Linked DNA regions of Homo sapiens: region 2 is linked to region 1. Evidence: chromatin loops called from intact Hi-C (ENCODE). Cell type or tissue: natural killer cell. All regions are shown on one strand. Each heading gives the region's core, and the rest is flanking DNA. Links, peaks and the distances in the headings are about the cores only. Region 1 has its middle 14 kb from the start of RGL4. Region 2 holds the start of GGT1 (gamma-glutamyltransferase 1).

Evidence for each region. Hi-C counts contacts between places; a loop is a spot of excess contacts. Peaks named below come from ENCODE experiments on the same cell type or tissue, not always from the same donor. Only the 100,000 strongest peaks of a DNase experiment are listed, where the experiment ranks them.
Region 2: it touches region 1 in a loop (19-fold over the local background); 5 of 110 quality-filtered maps call a loop at or near these places.

The regions. Positions count from the first base shown.
Region 1 is chr22:23,674,589-23,679,972 of GRCh38, reverse strand. It overlaps the pseudogene GUSBP11. Among named protein-coding and RNA genes, the nearest start is that of RGL4, 14 kb to the left of the region's middle. In natural killer cell, for the core only: no CTCF peak of the experiment used is centred there; no DNase peak of the experiment used is centred there; H3K27ac peaks cover 1,242 bases.
Region 2 is chr22:24,601,184-24,606,567 of GRCh38, reverse strand. It overlaps GGT1 (gamma-glutamyltransferase 1), which reads right to left and starts at 3,375. Exons shown (of 16, transcript NM_001288833.2): 1 at 3,041-3,375. RefSeq lists enhancers at 2,065-2,154, 1,562-2,526, 2,527-3,492. In natural killer cell, for the core only: no CTCF peak of the experiment used is centred there; a DNase peak (open chromatin) is centred at 2,347.

The sequences.
Region 1 (5,384 bases), core at 204-5,203:
GTGATACCAATGGCACTATTGGCTTCATGGGGACTATTTTAGTCGTGTGAATGTTAGATGTATAAGTGAACTAAGGCCAGCCGAGGGCACAGTGGTGTGTCAGTGTCACTAATCATCAGAGAAACACAAATCAAAACCACAATGAGATCTCACCCCAGTTAAAATAGGCCTTTGTCAAAAAGACAGGCAATAATGAACACTGGTGAGGACGTGGGGAAAGGGGAGCCCTCAAACACTGTTGGTGGGAATGTAAACTCCCGACCTCAAATGATCCGCCGGACTCCTCAGCCTCCCAAAGTGCTGCTGAGATTACAGATGTGAGCCACCGTGCCTGGCCACAAATGGTATCGTTTTATTTTATATGCAATGGTTCGTTTCAAGTATATTGAATACAGTTCCCTTCTGCCTGTTTGTGTTGTATCACAAAACTCATATTGAAGCTCTAAAACCAGAGCATTTGTAAGCCACTCCTGGATTTTGAATGGGGCATGGATGGACTCAACCTCTTTTAATTCCTCCAAAGAATCCCATGAGATTTAAAAAAAACTTTCACTTTAGATTCAAGGGGTACATGTGCAGGTTTGTTATGTGGGTATATTGTGCAGTGCTAAGGTTTGGGGTATGAATGATCCCCAGCACCCAGATAGGACCCAATATGTAGGTTTTCAGCGCTTGCCCCTCTCCCTCTCAGCCCCTGCGGTTGTCCCCAGTGTCTATTGTTCCATCTTGATGTCCATGTGTACCCAGTGCTTGGCTCCCACTTGAAGTGAGAACGTGGTATATGGTGGCTCACGCCTGTAATCCCAGCACTTTGGGAAGCCGAGGCGGGCGGATCACAAAAAAAAAGATAAAATAAATAAAGGCTACAAATAAACAGTCAGATGAAGAGATAATATAAGGCAAAGACTGGAAGACTCCCAAGTACAGAAGTTTCTGTCCTAATGGAGTTGGACACATGGATGAGTTGGGTTTTTTTGTTGTTGCCCAGGCTGGAGTACAGTGGCACTATCTCAGCTCACTGCAGCCTCTGCCTCCCATGCTCAAGTGATCGTCCCCCTCAGCCTCCCAAGTAGCTGGGACCACAGGCATATGCCACCATACCCAGCTAATTTTTTTTTTTTTTTTTGTAGAGATGGGGTCTCTCTATATTGCCCAGGCCGGTGGTGAACTCCTGGGTTCAAGCCATTCACCCACCTCGCCCTCTGGAAGTGCTGGGATTATAGGCATGAGCCACTGCGCCTGGCCTTGGATGAGTTCTTATTCACCTTCCTGTCGGCCTCCACATGAAGCTCCCCAAACCTTGTCCTCTTTGGTCTTGTAAAAAAATATATATAATTAAAAAATTAAAGACAGGGTCTTACTATGTTGCCCAGGCTGGTCTTAAACTCCTGGTCTCAAGTGATCCACCCACCTCGTCCTCCCTTAGTGCTGGGATTACAAGATTAGAGATGCCAGCTGTCAGGTGGCTAGGTAGATTCAGTGTAAAGTCCTAGAAGATGCATTTTAGTAAAAACAGCTAGCCACCTGACAGCTGGCATCCATCCATTCAGTGAAGATTGTTGTGCACTGTGGATACTGTGGAGGGGGCAGCAGTCGCAGCCGGCCTGCAGAGTGAGATGCAGTGCCGGAGGGCTTCAGGAGGAGGTGGCATTGTGATTGGTGTCTGAAGAGTGTCTCCATGATAATGGAGTCAGTGCAAAGTCCCAAAGACCGGGAAGGAGCAAGGGGAAAGGACGGTTCATATCCAGCTGCCCCACTCCAAAAAAAAAAAGGAGGAAAGGACGGGTGCCAGCAAGGTAGGACAAGGGGGACCTCTGGAGTGTTTTTTTTCCAGTGGGGGAGGGGTGTGCTCAGATTTGCATGCCGATTGCCAGGGCTGCAGTAGGGAAACAGCAGAGGGGCTGGGACCTGTGATTGGGAGTCTCCAGGTGAGAGGGGTGGCCTGTGGGGACTGGGGATCAGGTGAGGCTGGGAGTGGGGTATAGAGGTGGGAGCAGCTGGACAGGCCCAGTGAGGATGCAGGGGCAGCTGCCCAGGGCTAGACTCTGGCTGCCCTGGTGGTAGGAGGTCTGGGGAGGCAGCTGCTTAGCTCAGGCTTGGGCACGTCCATCTGGTGTGTCTGAAACATAAGCCAGCAGGGCGCAGACTCGTCAGTGAGAACATTCCTGAGCCCAGTATCCAAGAAGCAAGGGAGGTCGGGAAGGTGCTGCTATGAGGCAGGGGGAGGTCCCCAAAAGTCCAGATGAGAGCATGGCGTGCGTGGAAAGTGCTGCGCAGTTTTGGCATCAGTGAAGTCACGGGGCTGTGTGTGAACAGGTGTGCTTGGGCATGTCACCAGGGAGGCCTTGAGACATGAGCGGGTTCGGGTTGGCTTTCCTGGAGACCAGGACGTGGGATAGTGTCGGGGCTGAGGCATGGACAGTCTTCCTGCACCCCCAACCCCTCCTTGGAGCTTTCAGACACTGCAGATAATTACCAGGTGATGTGATAAATACTACCTGTGGAGGGTGCCTGGTCAGGGAGGACAGGGCGGCCAGGAGGGGTACCCTTTGGGCCCCTGCTCTGAGCTGCTCATCAGGAAAGGTGAGAAGCTCCTACAGGCCTGGTGTCAGAGCCTGGCGAGACCCTGTGAGGTCTTGAAAGTAGCAGATGCTCCCTACAGTCTGTGCGTGGCCGTCTCAGGGAATCCACCTAGTAACTGTTCTAGTTATCCCTGCTCTCTAGGTAGGAGACTGAGGCCAGGAAGGGAAAGGCTGCTGTGATACCCACACTATCAGTGGCTGGGGTTGAGTTTGAACCCAGGGACTCTAGGGCCCATGCCTCTGCCATCCTGCCTCTGAGTTTGGGAGTTGGACTTGTTCCATCAAGTGCCAGGCCAGCCCTGCTGCTGGGTGCTCCCAGGCATTCACAAGCTGACAATTCTGAAGGGCCCACGCACTTGGCCATGCTTCAGTCTGTGTCCTCACATCACAGGTGGGTGCTGGAATAACAAATGCTACAAATGGCACTGGGGGTGTTGGCCAGGCTCTGGGGGCACAGGAGCTCTGCCCATGCCCACAGTTGGCCTGTGCTGACCTCCCTCCGTCAAGCTGAGTGGCACCAGCCCTTCCATTGAGCTGAAGTCTTCCTCCCATTCCTTCAGTGTGGTCTTTGTGGCTCAGAGAATTTGTGGCCAGGTACAGGATCTGGGGTGGCCCCTGTTTCTCTGCTCTGTGGCCTTTGACAGTGGGCAGGATCTGAGGCCAGGCCCACCTGCAGCAGGTGTTACAAAGAGGCAAATTGGCACTTAATGTTGGGAAGAACTCGCCAACCAAACACAGTCCCACTATCTTTGGAGGTAGTGAGCTCCCCATTGGGGAAGGTATGTAAGCTGACCTTTCTGGGATGCTGGAAGATCAGAGGGCAAACACTTGAGATTCCGTGATCCTAATATTGACTCCAATGCTATGATGCTTGGATTTGAAGTCAGTTCTATTTAGCCAGTTTACCAAGTGTCTCCTTGGTGCAGGACACCAGGAGACACAAAATGTCCTAGATAATATTGGGTTTCTGGCTCCCAGGGGTCCCTGAGATGTTGTTCCAGCGGTTCTGGAGTATGGGCCAGGCACAGCTTGCATCTGGACCCATCCGCATTGCTCGCTCATTGTGAGCCTCATGACTGCAGTTCAGGATGTCATGCCCCCATGGCCCACTCAGGGCACGAGGATTTCCGGGTGATTCCTGTGGTCAGCTTCCTGGACCTGACAGTGGGGTGGGGCTGCAATGAGACGCCAGTTGCAGGAAGTGGTTTGCACAGCCTTCCTGGTGTCATGGGTCACTGTCTTGCCGAGTGGCTTTGGGCAGGTCCCTTCCCCTCTCAGCCTGCAGGTTCCTATGCCAGGAGCTCCCTTCTTGCCCCACCAGGGCCTTGTTTTCCCAGATACAGAGGTGGGGCAGATCCCAGCCCGTTGAAACAGACAAGGCTTTGGAGGCCACATTGGGCCCATTTCTCAGAGGGGCAGTGTGGCTGGGTGCTGAGCCAGGCACTGGACTGGCCCCTTGAGCCTCCTGTCAGGCTGAGGCCCCCGAGGCACTGTGGGCTGCTGGTGCCAGTACACAGGAGTGATAAGAAGATGAAAGTCACTAGGATGGTGGGGCGGCACCCCCGCCGGGCTGTGTTTGCAGCTGCCCCTGGCTGGAGGCCAGCTTGGCCCTGGAACGCTCCTCAAGGAATAAGGACACAGAGAGCCAGCTCAGCCAGCCTCTACCTAGCACCCCAATCAGCACTCCCTTCTTCCCATGACCCCTACCCTCTGCCCGGCTCCTGAAACCGGCCAAGGAGCTAATGGACACCCACCAGGGTCTTAATGAGTGAGCCAGGGTTAATGGTTTACTGGGCCCGGTGACACATTGACCAGCCTCCCAGGGCTCTCAAAGTCCAGACTGGCCTGGCCTTGAAGGTCTTAGCTCGGCCACCTCCTTTTCCAGCTTTGACACCTCGGGGCTCAGGACGGGCCTAGGGTGGTCAAGAGGTCCCCTGCAGCCCTCACTTCCTGGAAAAGGCTCCATTTCCTGGCCTTCAGGCTCAGGTGGTTCCTTCTGCCTGTCAGGTCCTCCCCAAATCCAATCCCACCTCCGGCTGGATTCCCAAGGGCCCTATTCTGGTGTCTGCCCCTTCCGTAGGGCTCTTCCCCCTGGGGTGACCATACTGTCTCATGCCCAGCCAGGTCAGGGCTCCTTGAGAGAAGAATCTGGAGGGGCCAGGATTTGATGAGAGAATGAATGATGGAATGAAAGAAGGAAGGTAAGTATGCACCTTGCTAAGAGTGACAATACTGGCAGGCTGCAGACCATGTGTGGACCTCGATCTGAGGGCTGAGAGGCTTGGGCCTGCCAGTGCTGTGGGGGCACCCACCCCATCTCATTGAATGGGGCAGAGCAGGTGAGGGCGTGATGGATGGATGGGCCTCATCCCCCTGCTCCCACTGTCTGGGGTCCTCTGTCAGCCTGTCTGCTCAGACCCTTGAAATTGGGGGTTGAGGAAGGACCCTCCTGGATCATGTGACTCCCTTCAGTCCAGGTGACCAGGGTCCTTGGAGTGACAGCTCCTAGAGCCCCACCTGTAGCCCTGCAAGCTGGGGAGAGGGCCTGTTAGGAGAGGCATCCCCTGCCCTGGGGTTGTAGAGGTGATCTAGGCTCCTCAGACCTTGTGGGGCCTCAGATGCTTACATCTCCAGCCCCTCCTGGCGTGGGCATCTGGCTGCAGCCCAGCTCTGTGGCCCCATCTCCCAGGGAACCTTTGGTCTAATCTGCCTCCCACTGAAACCCAGCCTCATTCAGCCCCACCGAGGCTTTCAGAGTTCAGGTCTCTCATTCAGGGTTTGAGACCCCACCGGACTCAGACC
Region 2 (5,384 bases), core at 82-5,081, 930 kb before region 1:
AGGTCCCATGACCTGTCCCTGAAGGCTAGACAGCCAACAGGAACATCAGGGGATTTGGCCCTGCTAAGTGGCTGCATTCCATGGCAGTCAGCCAGGAGGGGTCTAAAGTGGAGAGCCACAGGGCTCTGTCCCCTGCCCCGGCCTGCTCAGCAGTTTCCTCTCTGCCTGAGAGCATATAAGACATGCATGTTCTCACTCATAGGTTGGAATTAAACAATGAGAACACTTGGACACAGGAAGGGGAACATCACACACTGGGGCCTGTTGTGGGGTGAGGGGAACGGGGAGGGATAGCATTAGGAGATATACCTAATGTAAATGACAAGTTAATGGGTGCAGCACACCAACATGGCACATGTATACATATGTAACAAACCTGTACGTTGTGCACATGTACCCTAGAACTTAAAGTATAATTTTATATATATAATACTATATATAATATATTTATATGATATATTATATAAATTATATAAATATAATATATGATATATTATATAAATTATATAAATATAATATATGATATATTATATAAATTATATAAATATAATATATGATATATTATATAAATTATATAAATATAATATATGATATATTATATGTAATATATTATATATAATATTATATATTATATATAATATATAATACACATCATATAATATTATATAATATATAATACACATCATATATTATATAATATATAATACACATCATATATTATATAATATATAATACACATCATATAATATATAATATATAATACACATCATATATTATATAATATATAATACACATTATATAATATTATATAATATATAATACACATTATATAATATTATATAATATATAATACACATTATATAATATTAAATATATAATACACATTATATAATATTAAATATATAATACACATTATATAATATTATATATATAATACACATTATATAATATTATATATATAATACACATTATATAATATTATATATATAATACACATTATATAATATTATATAATATATAATACACATTATATAATATTATATAATATATAATACACATTATATAATATTATATAATATATAATACACATTATATAATATTATATTATATATAATACACATTATATATTGTTATATAATATATAATACATATTATATAATATTATATAATATATAATACATATTATAATATTATATAATATATAATACATATTATATAATATATAATACATATTATATAATATATAATACATATTATATAATATATAATACATATTATATAATATATAATACATATTATATAATATATAATACATATTATATAATATATAATATAATACATATTATATAATATATAATATAATACATATTATATATTATATAATATATTACATATTATATAATATATAATATAATACATATTATATATTATATAATATATTACATATTATATAATATATAATATAATACATATTATATAATATACTTTATATATTATATATTACATATAATATATAATATATTACATATTTTATATATATATATGACATACAGGATTCACAGCAGCAGGTGGGCAGAAAGAAAGTCTGAGTGGGCAAAGGATGGCCCAGATCCCTGCAGCTGACCCCAAAAGGAAAACCCTGGGCTGGGGAAAGTAGGGAGACAGAGCTGCCTTCAATGGGGCACAGCTGAAGCCTGGCAGCAGCTGAGGATTCCAGAGAGGGGAGACAGGAGGGGAGGCACTTTATCAAAGGACATGTTAATAGAGGTAGGGCCTACAGAATGAAGGAGGCTTTTCCTCACATGCTGAGTGTGTCACATTCTGTCCCAGTCAGCCCTCTACCCCCTGAATGCAGAGAGGGCACCTAGGGGGAAGTGGGTCTGGGGAAGCCATGTCACCTGAGGAAGGACTGCAGGGGCTGGCCTAGAAGTCTTCTCCAGACCCCACAGCTCTTGTCCTGGGCACATAAGGTAGTGAGTTCCCTGTCCCGAGAAATGTGCAAGCCTCACTCACCCAGAGACACAGACTCTGGTGTCAGTATCACCCACTTCCAACACACGTGCAAGCACGTGCGCACACACACAACTGAGCCTCATTTAGGCTGAGCAGAGCAGCTTCCCAGGATGCAGCAGAGAGAGGAGTATGAGGAAGAGGTAGACACGGCAGCCAGTCTGAAGTTTCCTGGTTAATCCTTCAACCCAGCTTGATGGCTTTGTCACCACAACCCCAGAGCCACAAGGGTGAAACCAGAGCACAGCCCCAACCCCATTCACAGGCAGGAAACTGAAGCTTAGACAAAAGGGATTTTACGAGGTCAGCTGGCCCCAGGAAGTCTGCAGACCTGCGGGTAAGCCCAGGACCCACCCACCCCTTACCCTGCCAGCCCCCAGCCTGGAGTCGCTATCCCTCGATATGAGAATGCACAGATCTCTGGCGTCTTCCCCAGGACTGCCTACAGCCCTGGACTGGATGCTTACTACCCAGACGTGGAGTTGGAATCTGTCTCTCACAGTTTCCACCCTTGCGGCACAGAGCCGAGAATCAGAAAAAACACCCCTTCAGTAAGATTTAATAACCACTACCTGCTGGAAACCTGTCGAAAGAACTATATATATCCCTATATATATAGCTGAGAGGTGGCAGGCGCCCCCTGGAGTTGGGCAATGACCCCTCGCACAACCGGCCCTGCCCCACCCCAATCCACAGCCACAAACAGAACCCAGGAGCGAGGCAAGCATGGCCCAAGGACACAGGGTCCCCCAACCCCATCACAGCTCTGGCTCTACTCCAGAGCTGACCCCCCGCCCCCACTCAGGGCTGCCAGATCCTCCAGGGCCTGTCTGTTCATGCTGCACTCTTTCCTCTTAATTCCAAGAAGCCACGGCTCTCTCAAGAGCTTCTTCGCACAAGTCAGGTGACTCCCCCCAGCCCTCCTTCACCCACTCGCATACCTCACTCAAACTCACATAAACTCATCAGCCAAGAAACAGAGGCCCCCAGCCCAGACCCAGTCGGATAAAGAACCCAGGGCTCTGCCCACCTGTGGGATCCTTCTGCAGGATGCGCCCACACAAGTCTTGCCCCCTTCACCCCGAAGTGCAACTCACTCCCACTGCACGGGTACATAAACCGAGGCTTGGAGAGGAAGAGGAACTCCTCTAGAGCGCAGCAAGCATATGGCAGAGCTGAGAATGGGACTCAGGCCTCCAGACACTCATGGGAGTGCCCTGACCTGAGCTTCCCCACCTATGATGTCCACCAGCTCAGAGAGGGTGAGCGGCGCCTCTGGGTCACACAGCACTGGGGCACAGCCAACTGCTCTCACTTCTGGGCTCACCCGACGCCCGGTCTGGTCATCCAGCAGCACACCAAAACCAAGCTAAGATTCCCTGCTGTGACCCAGCTCCTCCTTCCCTCCCCTAGTGGCCTGGGGGCGGGGCGGGGGGAGGGGAGGCTTTAAAGGCACAGGAACTGCTGCAGGTGGGATGTGGGCTGGCTCCTGGTCCCATCCCTGAGGCTGTGATCTGGGACCGCTGCAGGCTGCAGGTGTCTCTGAGCCCGGTGGGGTCTCAAACCCTGAATGAGAGACCTGAACTCTGAAAGCCTCGGTGGGGCTGAATGAGGCTGGGTTTCAGCGGGAGGCAGATTAGACCAAAGGTTCCCTGGGAGATGGGGCCACAGAGCTGGGCTGCAGCCAGATGCCCACGCCAGGAGGGGCTGGAGATGTAAGCATCTGAGGCCCCACAAGGTCTGAGGAGCCTAGTTCACCTCTACAACCCCAGGGCAGGGGATGCCTCTCCTAACAGGCCCTCTCCCCAGCTTGCAGGACTACAGGTGGGGCTCTAGGAGCTGTCACTCCAAGGACCCTGGTCACCTGGACTGAAGGGAGTCACATAATCCAGGAGGGTCCTTCCTTGACCCCCAATTTCAGGGGTCTGAGCAAACAGGCTGACCGAGGACCCCAGGCAACGGAAGCAGGGGGATGAGGCCCATCTGTCCATCTCATGCCCTCACCTGCTCTGCCCCATTCAATGAGATGGGGTGGGTGCCCCCACAGCGCTGGCAGGCCGAAGCCTCTAAGCCCTCAGATCGAGGTCCACACATGGTCTGCAGCCTGCCAGTATTGTCACTCTTAGCAAGGCTCACGCTTACGTTCCTTCTTTCATTCCATCATTCATTCTCCCATCAAATCCTGGCCCCTCCAGATTCTTCTCTCAAGGAGCCCTGACCTGGCTGGGCATGAGAGTATGGTCACCCCAGGGGGAAGAGCCCTAGGGAAGGGGCAGACACCAGAATAGGGGCCTTGGGAATCCAGCCCGAGCTGGGATTGGATTTGGGGAGGACCTGCCAGGCGGAAGGAACCACCTGAGCCTGAAGGCCAGGAAATGGAGCCTTTTCCAGGAAGTGAGGGCTGCAGGGGACCTCTTGACCACCCTAGGCCCGTCCTGAGCCCCGAGGTGTCAAAGCTGGAAAAGGAGGTGGCCGAGCTAAGACGTTCAAGGCCAGGCCAGTGTGGACTTTGAGAGCCCTGGGAGGCTGGTGAATGTGTCACCGGGCCCAGTAACCCATTAACCCTGGCTCACTCATTAAGACCCTGGTGGGTGTCCATTAGCTCCTTGGCCAGTTACAGGAGCTGGGCAGAGGGTAGGGGTCATGGGAAGAAGGGAGTGCTGATTGGGGTGCTAGGTAGAGGCTGGCTGAGCTGGCTCTTTTGTGTCCTTGTTCCTTGAGGAGGGTTCCAGGGCCAAGCTGGCCTCCAGCCAGGGGCAGCTGCCAACACAGCCCGGGGCGGGTGCCGCCCCACCATCCTAGTGACTTTCATCTCCTTATCACCCTTGTGTGCTGGCACCAGCAGCCCACAGTGCCTCAGGGGCCTTGGCCAGACAGGAGGCTCAAAGGGCCAGTCCAGTGCCTGGCTCAGCATCCAGCCACACAGTCCCTCTGAGAAATGGGCCCACTGTGGCCTCCAAAGCCCAGTCTGTTTCAACGGGCTGGGATCTGCCCCACCTCTGTATCTGGGAAAACAAGGCCCTGGTGGGGCAAGAAGGGAGCTCCTGGCATAGGAACCTGCAGCCTGAGAGGGGAAGGGACCTGCCCAAAGCCACTCGGCAAGAGAGTGACCCATGACACCAGGAAGGCTGTGCAAACCACTTCCTGCAACTGGCATCTCATTGCAGCCCCACCCCCACTGACAGGTCCAAGAAGCTGACAACACTGAATACCAGCAATCACCCAGAAAGCCTCATGCCCTGAGTGGGCCATGGTGAGGGCCATGGCGGGGTGGGGTTGGGGGGCGCATGGGGGCATGACATCCCGAACTGCCATCATGAGGCTCACAATGATCGAACAATGCGGATCGGTCCAGATGCAAGCGGTGCCTGGCC